Regions from separate parts of the Homo sapiens genome. Here region 1 is linked to region 2. The links are chromatin loops, found by intact Hi-C in ENCODE. Cell type or tissue: heart left ventricle. All regions are shown on one strand. Links, peaks and the distances in the headings refer to the core of each region. The heading gives the core; the rest is flanking DNA.

Evidence for each region. Hi-C counts contacts between places; a loop is a spot of excess contacts. Peaks named below come from ENCODE experiments on the same cell type or tissue, not always from the same donor. Only the 100,000 strongest peaks of a DNase experiment are listed, where the experiment ranks them.
Region 1: a loop joins it to region 2, with 2.5 times the contacts of the local background. A loop is called at or near these places in 1 of 110 quality-filtered maps.

Annotation. Positions count from the first base shown.
Region 1 is chr5:116,661,432-116,669,781 of GRCh38, forward strand. No RefSeq gene overlaps it. Among named protein-coding and RNA genes, the nearest start is that of SEMA6A, 91 kb to the left of the region's middle. In heart left ventricle, for the core only: no CTCF peak of the experiment used is centred there; no DNase peak of the experiment used is centred there.
Region 2 is chr5:117,130,068-117,138,417 of GRCh38, forward strand. No RefSeq gene overlaps it. Among named protein-coding and RNA genes, the nearest start is that of LINC00992, 280 kb to the right of the region's middle. RefSeq lists an enhancer at 926-1,435. In heart left ventricle, for the core only: no CTCF peak of the experiment used is centred there; no DNase peak of the experiment used is centred there; H3K27ac peaks cover 740 bases.

The sequences.
Region 1 (8,350 bases), core at 1,598-5,597, 470 kb before region 2:
TCTCTCCTCTGAAGACCATAAAAACCCCAGACTCAGCCAGACTCAGGCAAACAATGGGACAGCCTGCCTGAAGAGAGGAGCTACCCACTGTGGTGTCCTCTGAGCTGTTCTGTCACTCAATAAAGCACCTCTTCACCTTGCTCACCCTCCACTTGTCCGCATACCTCATTCTTCCTGGACATGGGACAAGAACTTGGAACCTGCTGAATGGCAGGGCTGAAAGAGCTGTAACACGAACAGGGATAAAACATGCCCCTTGCTTGCCATGTTGCAGGCAACAAGAAGGAGAGAAGAAGAGAAGAGCTGCAGCCCTTCAGGGAGTCCAGACCCAGGAGCTCCCTGAGCCATGGCTGTGGCACCCTCTTAGGGGACCTGCGGTTCGTGGTGTCTCCAAGCTTCTAGGCACCACTGTGCTTCCTGGTGCCAGCCATGGAAGTTGTTTGTGATATGCCTGTTCCAGCCACACCCTCACAGGGAGCTGGCGCCCACTCTGGACCCCACACTTGCTTGCTCACACACCCACCGCTGCTCTATGCCTGGCTTGCCTTTGGCAAGTGTGGGAACCAAGTTGGTAGCATGAGCTGAGTGCAGCCTGCCAGGCCAAGTGGGCAGAACAAGCCCCATGGGCCCAAGCAAAACTCAGGCAAAGGTGCCACCTGCCACAGAGAGTTTTGGCCAGGAAAGCAACACCCGAAGGATCCTGTGACATCACCACTATTTTACTGAGGTCCAATCTCTGCAGTGAGGGTCAGGGTGTTCAATAACTTGCCTAAGGCCACAGAGCTAAGAAGCGAAGTCCCATTCTTCCTGTAAACCTTCTCTATCATTCCAGCTATGAGCAGAAAATGATTAAAAGTCAAAACTAAATGTTGCTGACTAGATTTTAACATAATTTATTTCATTTTCAAATGGGGAAAGTGAGGCTGAAAGAGGAAAATCTTATTTCTTTGACTCTTCATTGTAAACTCTCTGTTCTTCAATGCTGAATTAGACTACGACCCCTGAATTCACTGTGGAATTTTATGCCTCTCGCCCCACCACCCTCATTCTACTCTAAGGAGGAGTAGATGCTATGAATCAGTCCCTTCTAAGGACTAACAGTGGCTGAAGATTACACTATACTCTTTTAAAAATAAGTGAATAAAAGCACCTGTGCATGTATTGTGAAAATTTCAAAGGATCCCACAGGCAGGAGGGGAGATGAGGGTAGCCTGATTGCCTCTCTGGCTCTTTCCTGCATCCTTCTCTTCCACTCCTAGGGCTAAAAGTGCCAGGCTTGCACCCTCAGGAGAAGCCCAGGCCCCTTCTTGCAGGCTCTCCCATCCCTCTCACCTGCCAGCCCCATGCTGCCTAAGGCATTGCAGCCTGTCTCTTTCTAATTGGTTCCTTTTTCTCCTGCACTATATTCTGGATTTGCTTTCCCTCAAATCAGAGTGGTGAGACATACAATTTGGCTTTAGGTGAAATAGAGGAAGCCTTCTATGCTGTTAGGATTCTAGGGCACTTCAACCATCTAGCTTAGGTAAAGGCCTTCTCCTTGGGCCCAGCCTAGCTTCTCAGAGTTTACATAGGGTTTGGGGTGGAGGGGCAGAAAGTTAAAAAGAAAATATTGTTGACTTTGTGTTTTTTTTTTTTTTTTTCTGTGTGTTTGTGTGTGTATATACCCTTTAGGGACCTTTGAGGGAAAGGACTGGAGAGGCCAAGGCAGAATTTAGGTACCACTGTAGAGTCATTTCATTATCACCCCTTATTAACTCCCTGTATAGCCATTCCCTGCAAAGCCCTCCCTCTCATCTATGACCCTCCCCTGGCCTGAGTGAAGCCTGTCCAATGTGGAGGCTCAGCCCAGTTGTTCCCACCTCTGTAAGCATCTTTCAACCTGCCAGGCAGAAATAATCCCTTTGTCTTTGGAAGCCCACGAGGTCTGTTGACACAATAGAAACAGTGCTATAGCACTCACCACAGTGTACTGTAATGAGCTGTTTACTTATTTGTGTTTTTCACTACATATTGACCTCCTTAAGGAGCTTGACTTGATCTTATTTATCTCTAAGTTTCCACAGCTAAATAAATATTTGCTAAGTCAAATTGAATTCCCACCCCCAATTCATTGCAATATATCAGGTAGAGGGACGCCATAGAGTTCTTTGATTTTAAGGAAACCTTGATTGTAAAATGTACCTTAGATTTACTGTTTGGGGGGTCGATATGTTATTCAGTGTACTTGTGCACATGTGTACTAATGATGCACAAGAATTCCGGCTGAGAATTGAACTCTGGTTTGAACACTGGCTCTACCACTGACAAGCTCTGAGGCCCTGGGCAAGTGCCTTAATTTCTCTGTGCCTCAGTTTCCTCAATTGTAAAATGAAGCAGATGGATCTACCTCATACGGCTGGTTGTGAGGATTAAATGAGTTAACATATGTTGAGTATTTTGAGTGTATCCTAGCACACAGTAAATACTTTTTAACTGTTTGTACTGATATAATCAGAAACAGTAAAATGTAAATATATATACCTTAAATTCATATAAAATTTAATATTCTAAAAGCAGACTTTCACAAGTCTTAGTTCAGGACAGTTTCCATAGCAGTAGGTGCCTTCGTTATTGGCTGTTCTTTATCTGGGCACTTGAAGGGTTACTCTTTGTTCCATCCACTGGGACCTTGCATACTTTTCTTGTATTATCATCCTTTTTTCTTTTCATCAGTCTTGTTTTCACCTGAAGGGCTGGCCCAGTATCTTATATACTTTAAAATCAGCTGGCAGGGAGTCTAACAAACAGTAAGTACATAATAAAACAGTAAATGAACAAATGAATCACCAGTGGAACCCACACATAACACCTGGAATCAATGAATAGATAGTACATATTCGGATAACTGGAGTTACAGTCAACAAATTAACAAACCCTCACCTTCTTGTTCCACCTCTGACAGGCACATACTCATATTTTGGGGACAGACTTAAACAGGTACCAGATTATACATGCATTTTGTGCCCATTTTCCCTATTGCTGGCCTTATCTCTTATCTGAGCTGGAATGTGGACAATTTTCTCCATGCTCATCTTCATTATTGATCCAATCACACTTTTTTTCTCTGTTTCCCATCCTAAATTGCATTTCCTTACATGAGCCTTTGCCCTGCACATGACAACCTTTTACTTATTCAGAATTTTCAATTGACTGTTTATATTTTGATACTATATTCTTACTCATGTGTCCTGCTCTGTTAAGGTATGAAGTTTCCTACATTATTATTATTATTATGGTGGCATTATTATCGTGGCAGGAGTCCTTCATGTGCTACAACTGGAAACTATTTAATAAATGCTTTTGGATAAAATATTGACATTGGCTTGCGTGACTTGTTATTTGAGAGATAAAGAATATGGAAAAGGTAGCCAGTACAATTATTCAGCCTTCTATTTATTAAAAACCTATAAAGCCTGTGTGACAGGTATGATGCCAGGTGCTGACAGTCTAACTAGGGAGATAAGATGGAAAGGTATTAAAATATATCATTACTTGCAGTATTGTTGAACCCAGCATTGTAGGCCTTCAGCAAAGGGTCCATCCGTTGAGAAAGGCCAGAGTGTTCACAGTCAATTTTTGTGAAGAGAATGGAACTTGAGTGACCTTGAAGGACTAAAAGATTGAAGCTAGCGATGGGGAGGAAGTCAAGTATTCAAGCAGAGGAGTATGGCAGAGAGGCAGGAATGAGCATGCCGTATGAGGAAGTGAGACCAGTTTGACTGGAATGGAGACCAGGAATCTTCAAATGCTAGGCCCAGGCATTTGATGTAGACTAAAACAGGTTTCTCAGAGGAGAATGATGTAGTGGAATCAGTTAAGAGAAGATAATCTAACGAAATTTTGCAAATAGGATTGAAGAATAGAGGGCATTGCCTTGGGGAGGCCAGCTGGGAATCACATTGTGAATGAGTCGAGATGGCAGGATGGGAATGGAGAGAAGACAAGGACATGAAGATGTTTGGAAAGACATGCAGAGCCTAACAGATCATCCTTCTTGTGATTTGCTTGGAGTTCAGCATATGTTCTTGCCTGTGGGACTCCTGTGGTGGTTTTACTTCACGTTTCCCTATTTACCCCGGCCCCCATCTTACCCCATCCATCCTTTTGAACTATTCATATAGAGTACAGCCACACCACAGCATGACAGGTGGGGACCAAACATTCAGTCATGTAAAACACACATTACTGTCATTAGGTTGAGTGGTGATGCTGGTGCTAGGTGTTAATAAAATGACAGGAAAGACTCTGCAAAGCTGGCCAGTAGCCTAGGACTTAGGTGAATTTGTCCTTATTATAGCTATGCTTTGGCATAATGAATGGCAGCTGTCTGACACCCTTATTCTCTTAGCCAAATCCCTCCCCATTTTGAGCAAGAAAATCAGAACTGGAGGATGGGAGCCAACCAACCATCAATCCTCCCACCCCCAAATTCCCAAATGCACATCTTTACTATCTATCTTTGTGACATGAATTCTCCAGAAGATGAGTGAAGCTGCTGTGGTAAGGACCCTCAGCCTTCTCAGCCACACTTAGGAACTTGAAAAACATCATCACTGATGTTTCTTCCCTGTTCTCCTGCCATAACGGTTAGCCCTCATAGAAACTCATAGTATTCCATGTGGTTGTTTCATGGTAATCAATTTTCTCTCCCGAACTCAGTTCAGCTTCCTTTGAGGGCCTTCCATGTCTTATACTTTTCTTCCTGCCTGGCAGAAGTGCTCACTAAGCAGTGGTTGGAAGAACGAATGAATAAACGATCACTAGTAGCAGTGAAGAGCTCATAACAACAGTCTTTTTGATTGATTGCAATTTTTGAAGAACTAAAAGTAAGCATATTCACAAGTATGCAGATAAGGTTACTTGTAACACAGGATGAATATCCCTTATCTGAAATGTTTGGGACCAGAAGTATTTCAGATTTCTGATTTTTTTAGATGTTGGAATATTTGCATATACATAATGAGATATCTTGTGGAGGGGAACCAAGTCTAAAGATGATATTTATGTTTCATATACACCCTATACACACAACCTGAGGGTAATTTTATAAAATATTTAAAATAATTTTGTGCATGAGACAAAATTTGTGTTAAGCACTTGTGTGTGGAATTTTCCAATTGTGGTGTCATGTCATCCCTCAAAAAGTTTTGGATGCTCAACCTGTATGAGGTTAAGTGTAGCATAAGCATCAAATATAGTTATATGGACCTCAAGTTACAATAAATGGAGGAATAGCCAAGTCTCAGTCAAGAACCGTATGCTTTAAGGATCATCTACTGAGAACTTCTCACTTTTAAAATGAGGTCTAAAGGAAAGAGGTGACTTGTCCAAGATCCCATTTCTGGTGGAAGAGCCTGAAATAAAACTGAGAAAAGGCTATTTCTAAGTCTGCCCTCAGACTACTGCCTCTGGAGACTTATCCTTCAGGGACCCCTCCAGGAGATCCGTGGGTGCTGCCAGAGCTCTCCATGCCAAAACCTCTTGCTCCAAACTCTTTTGGCCAACAACTCTTCCAAAGTCTTGCCAGTTGATGAGTCAGAGAAAAAGAAGTGGCAGCAACAGAAGAAGAACTAAGAACGGAGGAAGGAGCTGGCCAGCAAATGTGGGACAAGGGCTGTGGGGAGACACTGGTGACAGTGGTGAGATGGGTCTGAGACTCAGGGCAGTGGAGACTCAGGCATCTGCTCTCAGAGTTTGGAGAGCTCCTTTCTGCTGCAGGAGCAGAAAAGAGATGCAAGTTTCCAGTGAACCAGATATTTCCAAAGAATATCTGCAAACCTACTCTGAGATTTTCGTTTAAAATACATTTGAACTGAGACATGATATAAACAGGGCATTTTGTGCCCTGAGTGTGGAGAGTCAGAGAAAATTATCCTCAGAGAAAGAAGAAAGAAGCAACCTCACAGAGCAGAGTAAAGGTGAGAAATGAATCATCTGAGCCGGGGCATAAAATATTAGCTCCTGACAGCTTTTCTGTCCCAGGCCTCAGTCCCCGTGTTCCTCCTTTTTTTATTTAAACAAATTTAAATGAGTTTTTGTTCCTTGCAATCAAATAGTTCCTGACTAATATCTGGAGTCATAAATTGCAATTCTTCACCTTCTGTCTCCTACCAACTTGAACACCTAATCCAAGAAAATAAAGACAAACAGAATAGCCAACAATTATGCAATAGTAATTAAACACTTTCATGCAATCCTAGTTTTGTTACTCATTTGTAAACTAGTCTGTGAGTCTAATCACCATTTGCAATATTATTTCTACATCAAAATGCATTTTGAGCTCCCAACATCCAAGTTAGTAATTTTAAAAACTAGCTTAAAGGTTAATTTCTGCGCACGCATGCATGCATGTGTGTGTGTGTGTGTTTGAAGTAACTTTGTCCATTTATAGATTAATGTTACAGTGCAAAAAACAAAATGGATTTTGGACTCTGTTGGCTGAATCACTAGTGACTGTAGGACTCTGGACAAGTCAATTCAATTTTTTGAACATCAGTTTGTTTCATTATTCCTAAAATGGGTTGGGGGCCATAATACTCTCACCTTTGGATTGTTTTGATGATTAATTGACTTAGTTCCCATTAATTGCTGGTGTTTGACACATAGCAGGCCTTCCATAGATGGTAATTCTTTCCTTTTTCTTTTTTGTCTTCTTTTTTTTTTTTCACCATGGTCAGATGAGTCCTATCCACTGATATAGTCCCTCAAACACACTAATTATTTGGTTTATTTTTGCTAAGCTGGAAGCAGATGAAAGTTGACTTTTGCATTACTGACAAGCCTCTTTCAAACTATGTTGTCTCCTATTATTTCACCAAACCCCTGGATTATTTCCTGATCTTGGGAAAAGAAGAGAGGGTTTTTTTTGTTTTGTTTTGTTTTGTTTAAGGCTATTGACTAAATGCAAATCCGAATTCAAAGAGTTACCAGTATAATTTATTTATTTTATTGAATGATAACTCTAGCATGTAGAACTAAGATCTTCAGGAAAGCAGCAGTGATGGCATCCTCTTAGATTCTCTTTATAGTCAGCTAGAGGGATCCTGATGCGATTTAGGTGTGATTTAGTTTGTCAGTGGATTAAACTTTGAACTCCATTGTAAACAAATCAGCTGACTCTCCCTGCAGGAATTTTGCTTTTATGAGCAAGACTTCATTTCAGAGCCCACTTTTTTTTCTTTTTTTTTTGAAAGAGTTACATAGCCTACAGCTTTCCTGGGTCACACTTATTGGTGTCTTCATATTTTAATTTTAATAAGGACATGAGTAAATTATAGAATCCCAGTTGACTATGTTTTGTTCTTTGGAGTGGAGATGAATTTCTCAAAGTTCTTCTCATCACTTATGCTGTGAATTATATCACTGAAGAAGTTGAGAATTACTATGCAGAGTGTAAGAGTATGAATTTAAGAAGAGATTGGAATATGTTTTAAGAGCTGATGCAAAATAATCAGTATGTAGAATATACAGGGAGAAACTTGGTGACTCAATGGGACAAGGGAGTCCACATGACTGATTCTTCAAGTCTAAAGCTCATAACCCTCTCTCTTCTGTATACATCATACCCAAATGTACATACTGTACATGTGTATTGGTTTGATAAATGTGCTTTTTAATAATGTTGCCTTTTAATTCACTGACAATAGATTTTTTCATGTGACAGTGCCACTAGGTGTTCATTTTAGGAAATCAGACCTCATCGTTTTACAAAAGAAATAATATTATCAACAGAAATAAGACTGAAAAACAATGACTAGACTAAGGAGAACTAAAACTTACTAAGCGCTCACTTTATGCTGGGTACTGTGCCAAGTGTGTTAAATACTCATTACCTCTTTTAATTCTTGGAGCCACCTTATAAGTTCTATTGTTATTTCCTTTATACCATTGCTGAAATTAGATTAAGTTACTCGCCCAGGGATATACACAGTGCAGTGAGATTCAAACAGAAGCCATTTGTTCTGCTGGGCAATATGTACTTTGTGTCCGATCCCATAGAAGAGTATTATTTTAACAAAGTCAGATTGAACTTATTAGTGATGTGGGAACTATTTAACAGATAGGAACTTCAGAGCAATTGGAAATATCTCAGTTAGTGACAGATGTTGTTGATCACAAAAGTTCTTCCAGATCGCTTGCTTCATTGGTCAAACTCAATTTTAGAAAGGTGCCGATTCACCAACACAGTAGTTTTGTATTATGGCCAGATGCTTATTCAATACTTGAGAATGTTTTCTCTCAATTCAGTCTAATGGGAAATTAACCAATGGCTTTTGGGGAAAGCAAAAAAATGAAAGGGCTGGGATAGGAT
Region 2 (8,350 bases), core at 2,676-6,675:
TCTACCTATAGTGTGACTGCTGTGGCCTTGAGTTCCTCCTTTGGTTTAACTCATACAATTTCTATTATTTTTGTATTTGGATTATTCATTATTATTTCCTGAATACTAGTTATTTATATTTTCCTATTAGTGCTATTCTGATTTCATTTGTTGTTGTTGTTTAACTTTCATTTTAAGTTCGGGGTGCATGTGCAGGTTTGTTACATAAGTAAACTTCTGTCATGGGGGTTTGTTGTACAGATTATTTCCTCACCCAGGTATTAAGCCTAGTACCCATTAGTTATTTTTCCTGATCCTCTTCCTCCTCCCACCTTCCACCTGCCAAGAGGCCCCAGTGTGTGTTGTTCCCCTCTATGTGTCCACATGTTCTAATCATTTAGCTACCATTTATAAGTGAGAACATACTGTCCCATCACTCTGTGCAATGTTCCTTAAATTGAATTATCTGGTATTTTTTCCTTACTAGATTGATGTCATGCATTTTTTGTCAAGAGTTCTCCAAAAGTGAAGTTGTGCTGTTGTTGGTTCATCATATGAGGAGGTACTTGATGTTGTCATGTCTTTTAACAAATGCTGTTAACTTTGATCACTTGGTTAAGGGGGATATCTGACAGATCTTTCTCCTACAAAATTACCATAATAGTTTTCTAGGGGTATTTGGTTTTCTGTTCCTGCAGTAGTTTGCTACAGATAATGGCCTCCAGCCCCATCCATGTCCCTGCAAAGGACATAATCTCGTTATTCTGACAAGGGATATTTAGTGATTTTTCTAATATCAGTCCTTATCCCAAATCTCAATTCTCCCTCTAAGGAAAATGGAATGAGAAAACCAGAAAGAAAAGCACCCTTGAACACAGACAGAAACATTGGCCCTTCAAACTCCTTAGTTAGCCACTGACCTAGAAAGAAATTACGTTGACAGGAAGAGTCAATATAAGCAGAATTCATTCTGCATTTTCCTGACAGACAAATTGTCATTTATCATTGTTTTCATGGATAGCCAAAGAAAGCCAACTCTTATTTGTTTGAGTAAATGTATTTGTGAACAGCTGTTGCTCAAAACTCTACATAGCTCATTTGCTCAAAACTCTACACAGCTTCCATTCTGCAGCCTTGTGAGGTTCCCGTCTGACTTCTGGGGACTTTCCTAGCCCAGAAGCTCTCTGTGCAGGTGCTGACATGCCCTTCCACTGCTGGCAACACAGACCCGGCCAGCTGGCTTCTACTCCTTCCTTTCTTGTCTCTGTTCAAGCCTGTCTTTTATGTAACAAGGGATCTGTTCTCTTACCCATCTTGCCTGATCCTACCATTTTCCCTCTGCATCTTATTCACAAATTTCTTAATAGAACTTTAGACAATTTGCAAAAATAGTATACTGAGTTCCTCAATGCCCTTTGCTCAGGTCCCCCAGTGATAACATGTTATCTAACCAAAGTCTGATGACCTAAACCAGAAACTAAATTCACCTATAGGCATTATTTGAATTTTTCTAGTTGTTTCACTAGTATCTTTTTTTTTTTCTCTCTGATTCAGAATTCACTCAAGAATTCTGCATTTTATTTAGTTGTCATGTCTCGGTAGTCTCCTATTTGGGACAATTTCTCAGTTTTTTTTTTTTTTTTTCTTTTTGGGCTTTTATAACCTTGACATTTTTAAAGAGTACTGGTCAATCACTCTGTGGAAGGTTTCTTAATTTGAATTATCTGGTATTTTCTGCTTACTAGATTGATGTCATGTATTTTTGTCAAGAGTACTGCAAAAGTGAAGTTGTGCCATTCTTGGTTCATCATATGAGGAGGTAATTGATGTTTTCATGTCTTTTTATGAATGATGTTTACTTTGATCATTTGTTTAAGGGAGATATCTGACAGGTCTTTCTCCTTCACAGTTACTGTATTAGATTTCTAGGGCTCCCATAACAAATTGCTACAGGCTGCATGGCTTAAAACAACAGAAAGTTATTGTCACAGTTCTGGAGGCTAGAAATCTGAGTCATGCTCCCTCTGAAGCCTCTAGGAGAGGATCTTTCCTTGTCTCTTTCAAGTTCTGGCAGCTGCAGGGATTTCTGGGCTTTTGGAGGCATAACTACAGTCTCTGTCTCCATGAACACATGACATCTTCCTGTGTGTCTGTCTCTTTGTCTCTTTTCTTTTAAGGATACCAGTCATATTGAATTAAGGGCCCACCCAACTCCAGTGTAGCCTCATCTTAATTTAACCAATTACATCTGCAAAGACCTTATTTCCAAATAAGATCACATTCTGGGTTCCAGAAATGGTATGAATTTTTTTGGGGGAGGACACCATCCAACTCAGTAAAGTTAATATTTCTCTTTTTCCAATTACTAAGTGCCATGCGGAGAGTGACACTAAAATTATGCAAATGTCCTTTTTCTCCTTATACTCTTGCCCATTTTAAAATCTAAATACAATTCTTGTCTGCATAATTATCACTCTGCTATTTGCAAAATGATGAGTTGTGATTTCCACCATTTTTCTACCTTTATCAATTGGAATTCTCTCATTAAAGGAACTGTCTCTTCTCTCCCACGTACTTGCTATTTTTTGTTTGTTTTTTCTTTTTTTATGTACTTTAAAAATTATTTATTTACATTAGTATGGACCCATAGATTCATATTTTATGGGTTATAATCTATTATTATAATAATAATTATTACAGTTATTAATTGGTAATAATTGTCCAAATTGTTAACATTGCTCAAATTGTCCCAGATTGCCCATTACCAGTTCCTGCAAGTTGGTTTTCATTTTTGATGTCTTGCCATGTGCTGATAGATGAAATTTTCCCTGGTGATTCTGCTCCTAATTTTGATATCTCTTTCTGAATTCCCATTGTGCTCTATAGTTAGTGCCACTTTTCAGCAATTAGTTTTGTTTACTTTTAATTTTATCTTATTTTGTCATTCTCTAGTCACACCTCTCAGACTAGACATGGTTTCTTATATTTCTTCAATTTCTCTTTACTCTCAGAATTAAGAATAAAATCTCAGGACTAAACACATAGTAGGTACTTGAATTATTCTAGCTTGTTGATTAGTCTACTAATTTATGAAATCACAATTTCTATTCACATAGCATCCCATATTCTATGGTTCTTTGTCTGGAATTTGATAACTGAATGTATAATGTTCCTTTCTGAATATAACAACATTCTACTTTCTTCTGGCCTAAATATCTAAGCACCTGGGTGTATTTGTATTAAATACTAAGTACTACTGACAATGCTTGCTTGGCTTGAAGCTTCCTACTAACTTTAATTAAATGCACCAGGCAGCTTTTTACTCATAGTCCCAAAGCCTTAATTATAAGAACATACCAGTACACAGAAACAATCAGTAGTTCCTTCCTGTGACAGGGTGGAGTAAGTGCATCTGGATAAATGTTTGCTGGAGGATTAAACTAAAGAGAGCCAATTCTCATCTAAATTTTTTGAGTAAATGTATTTGTGAACAGCTTTTGTCAACTTCATTTTAGATTCAATTTCTGGACACTAATACCAACAATAACTTGATTAAGGGGATTGTTTGCAAACCTACTGCATACCTGCCATGAAACTGCTGAAGAAATGAATAGCATCAATCAATATTGCTTCTGCTATGCAAGGTCAAGTTAAACCCTCGGTGTGCTTTTTATTGCACTTTTAGAACACTGAGTCCACCTAAATCAAAGATGTGCACACTGCAAAAATTTAGAACATTTTGTTTCTTTTAAGTCATTGACCTCTGCAAGAAAGTAGAAGCACATATGATTAGTAGAATTGAAGAGGATTACTTGTCACACATGGCTGCACATTTATCTGCATGGAATCATGGTTTCATATACTCTTGAAAATGTAACTAACATACTGTAACTTACTAGACAAGACTTCAGTGTGAGCAGGAGACTTTATTTACTTAGTTTTCTATATCTACACTTATCTTTTTTAGACAGTTACCATAAAATAAGTGTTTGAGACAAACATCACACTAAAAATGATCTGAAAATTATACTCATAATGATAATGCTTGAGGATATTGTGGAACGGAAGGATATTTGTAGGGTGAGAACTTGATGGATTGGGGTATGTGAGTTTGGGAGTCACAGTGTGGGGATCAAAGTTGTTCTGCTAAATGTAGTATTCTGAGGACAATCTGGGAGGCAGCAGATAGCCATCAACTACAGAATATCCTTTTTCTCCTTATACTTTTGTCCACTAATTGTAAAATCCAAATACGATTCTTGTCTGGGTAATTATCACTCTGCTGTTTGCAAAATGATGAGTGTGATTGAAATTTGCACTGGGGAAAAAGGATCAGGAGGGGACCCATGAAGGTCAAAACAAATAAACCCCGACCAACCAAACAAAAGATGTGGAGAACAGGAATATATGATATGGATTTTGAATTTGATTGCTGTGGGATATGCCATGTAGCTCCTATCCCATAACCAGCAGTTTTTTGGGCAAATTCTAAGACACAAATACTTGGCACAGTCAGAGTTTTGCTCATTTTGTTTCATGCAACTGTGATGTATGGAACTCATATTTGAAAGCAATTGTTCAAGAGGTAGAAGAGACCACAAGAAGGAAAGCTTTCCTCTTTCTACTTTACAATTGCCTTGTGTTTTTAAATTCTGAGGGTGTGAAATGGGCTATTGAGCTAATCTTACTTTGCTCCTGAGGAATAGTGAGGAAATGTGCTAGCTGATATTACATTCAAAATACAGAGTTAGGTGTTATTACTATCATCCTATTTTACACATAAAAGAAATGAAACTTAGAAAAATGGTGTGCAAATGGCTACATTTGAATCCAGGCTGTCTACCTCTAAAGCCATTCTGCTAACCTAATTTCTAGGGTTTAGAACACAGTAAGTTCTCAATAAGTGTGAATACAATTGTATGAGTAACAGGTTGAGGGACTCTTTTAAACAGAACATTTTGCTGCTGATAATAGGGGCAGGGTGGTGACAGGCACAAAGTCACAGTGCTCACTTTTAGCACAAATGAACTAATGTATGCCTCAGAAGAGTCCTATGCAGTGGTTGATGTAAAGGAACAAAGTAGCCTGCCAAGGTTCCAGGAGTTTCAGTGGTAAACCAGGGATCTGAATGCTCTGAATGCAGGCAGCCTGGCTCTAGAATCTGTGCTCTGAACTGTGTCCAATGTACCCTGACCTTCAGAAGAATGTTTACATTTGATGAAGAGGCACTAATCAACAGATGAGTTGCTATAATCATCCCAATAAATGCTCTAGTTAGTAGTCAAATAGAACTATCAATAGAAGAAAGTCTATTGGTGTCCCCTGGAGGGACACAAAAGTAAATTCCCCGAAGTTCAGGCAGACTTAGAGGCAGTATTCTTCATTCTATCCCTCCGTTTTGTAGAGTTCACCTCTCCCTGACTATGCTGGCTTCATTCATATTAAGATAATGAATCATGGTGATGTTGACTCCAGCTAGAATAATTATTCTCGACATGCCTTCATTTTTTAAAAGAGGCTGTGTTAGGAGAACCAGAGAACCACTCCAATTAAAGTCCAATTTTCTATCTTTCCAGCACTCTTCCTTAAACTGGAGAAGGGAGGAAAAAAGACCAAGTGCCCTGCCCTAGTTATTGAGGTGAATAAATCCCAGCTGTCAGAGAGCAAACCTCTTTTACTTTGGTTCCAAACCTCCATGGATGTATATTTCACCTGGTCTTTTTTTCCCTATCCTTAGCCTTATTTCCTCATGAGTGCATCAGCTCACACAAAGATTCTCTTTCAAATGAGGTGGCAGGTCCATGAGTTCCCTGTGGCTGTTCTCAATGATGACTTTCGCAATCAGGACATTGGTGAGGAGATCTACTATTCCTCCTTAATTCCAGCCTAGTCAAACTGTGCAAGGACTTGTTTGTAGAAAATAATAGACAATCACTGCTATAGAAAAAGATGGGTGGCTTTTAAGGAGTTGATTAACATCAAACCATATTGCTTAAAACAATTGTGGGAAGGGTGTTGGTAATGGTAAAAACATAAGCTGCCGATTCTTGCTTTGTCTTCTTTTACTTGGCTGCTGTCATAAGCAATAAAACTTTTGTGTGACTACTTGGCATTGCTGTAGGTGAGAACTAGAAAACTTGTGTCCCCTTCCTGTCTCTGCCCTTGATTTATCACCTAAGGAAAACATTAACCACAGTATGCCTCTTTTTCTTCCCTTTTCTAAGAAAACAAAAATGATATTACTTGGGCAGGTTTGGTGTACTTTTCCTATTGTGACCCAAACTGCTTTGCACACATGGGGCTCTAAATTGTCATATAAAACTGGAAAACAATGAGAGACTGGCCCTGATAGGGAGTTCTCTAAGTGACTGAATGAATTCAACACCTAAACTGGACTATTAAGATTGACTTTGGCCATTCCCAACAGATGGAAGCCTAGATCCTTTGAGAATAGGAGAGCTCTGAAATCATCTCTTCCATTCACTGCACAAATGGTATCAGCACACCTTTGTGCAGTCCATCTGGTCAACTCTTGGGCCTAAGCAACTCTTTATTTTCAGGGAGAAAGAGAAATACTAAAAGAACAAGCAGTTTGGAATAGATCACTCATTCATGTAACGTATAAACACATAAGTGAAACTGCCTACACAGATTCTGGTTGGATTAGAAAGTGATCATTGTGGAATGCTGTCACTTGAGAAATGCTGCTACATCTGTTCCTTTGATTTCAGGATGTTGTCCTTAGAATAGTTCACCTTAACCCAATTCTATGCTACGCAGGAATGATTTTTGTGTAGGTGCCAAGAGAAGGAGTACCACATACACATAGGGTGCAGAAAGGGGACACCACATGACTCTGCCTGTGCTTTTCTATCTTGTCTGCAAATGGCCATCACAACAGGTCATTCCATGTGTGGAATGGCAGGGCCTTACTGACTGGAGCAGCAGCAATAAAACTTTTAGCATACTTTGCTACCCCTGTTTTGTTTTGGTTTTCATATTTTATGAGAGGAGGACACAATCATTATTTTCTCATATTTTACAAATTTAAGTACAACTCAGTGACTACCCAGATCTTAGGTGGTTTTCTCGTCCCTCCTGACCTTTCTAGAAGCTCAAGGATTCAAAGCCAAGTTGTTTTCCACATAGTGAGATCAATAAATATTACTAGTGCAATGAGGTGTTCAGTCACTACACTACCTATTTAAACTCCCATTAGTTACAGTTTTAGTTGTTAAGCATCATTACATAAGCATTCTCTGGCCTCAGCATCTAACACTTCAAAGTCATGCAAATGCTGGTTCATGAATTCTGATAAATATCTACAAATAATTCTGGGTGTAGGACATCATGTTTTTCAATCAGAATAAGAACCTGTCAAGGATAGCTCATTGTAATTAGGTATAAATATTGAAAACTTTGGCAACTGGGAAAAACATATGCCAGTGTGCTTATTGGCAAGCCCTGTTGTAAATAATAGGGTATCTAGATGATGATCAGTACATAAAGTGTTGTTTGTAGTCCTTAGGAGCTATTGGTCAAAGATATTAGATGTGTCGACAAGTAATACATGAAGGCCCATATGAGTTAAGTGGTCAATGTGGAGGAGATCAAGAGGTTCAAGGCTGAGCTCTTGTCCATAAAAAAATGCATAATCTTAATAGTCCAAAGTGCAGCAACAATTTTGGAACCAAAAGACCAACAAGAGTTGAGGAGTTAGGTGCAGAGACAAGGAACCAGCAGAATGAGAACCATGATTTATATTGACCCAGGCAAAGGACCTTTAAGGTCTCTTATCAGAACAGAAGATACTCCCAAGTGGATTTGCCTCACAGCCTGCAAAGAGGTTGTATATCATCTTCTAGCAATCAATGCAGTCTCTGTTTCATTTATAGTAAACATGGGTGGATTATCTTCCTTTTGTAACCAGCTCCTTAGAAGCAATTTATTTAAGCTAAATTTTGTATTAGCCACAAGTTTTAATTCTAATTTTTCAGCATCTTAGCTTATAAACCAACTTTTATGCTATATATATATATGGACAACTAGATCCTATCATGTTTCACTTCTCCAAAACAGGATCAACATTTTCAAATAAACTCATGGAGATATGGAGCTGGAAGACAATTTAGGAACTCATTATATATGACAGACTTTGAGAAATTATTTATGTAGTACAATATAGAAATATCTTACAATACAGAAATAATCTAAATATTATAGATAAAAGTGATACTTTAGCTTTTATTGTGCAGATAAATTTGTCTCAGTTCTTTATTTCACTTTGTATGCAGAGACCAGCTTACTTTTTATGTGGTCAGATGGTATAAATTTCATTCTTTTAATCTGGTATCCTAAATCAATAATTTCT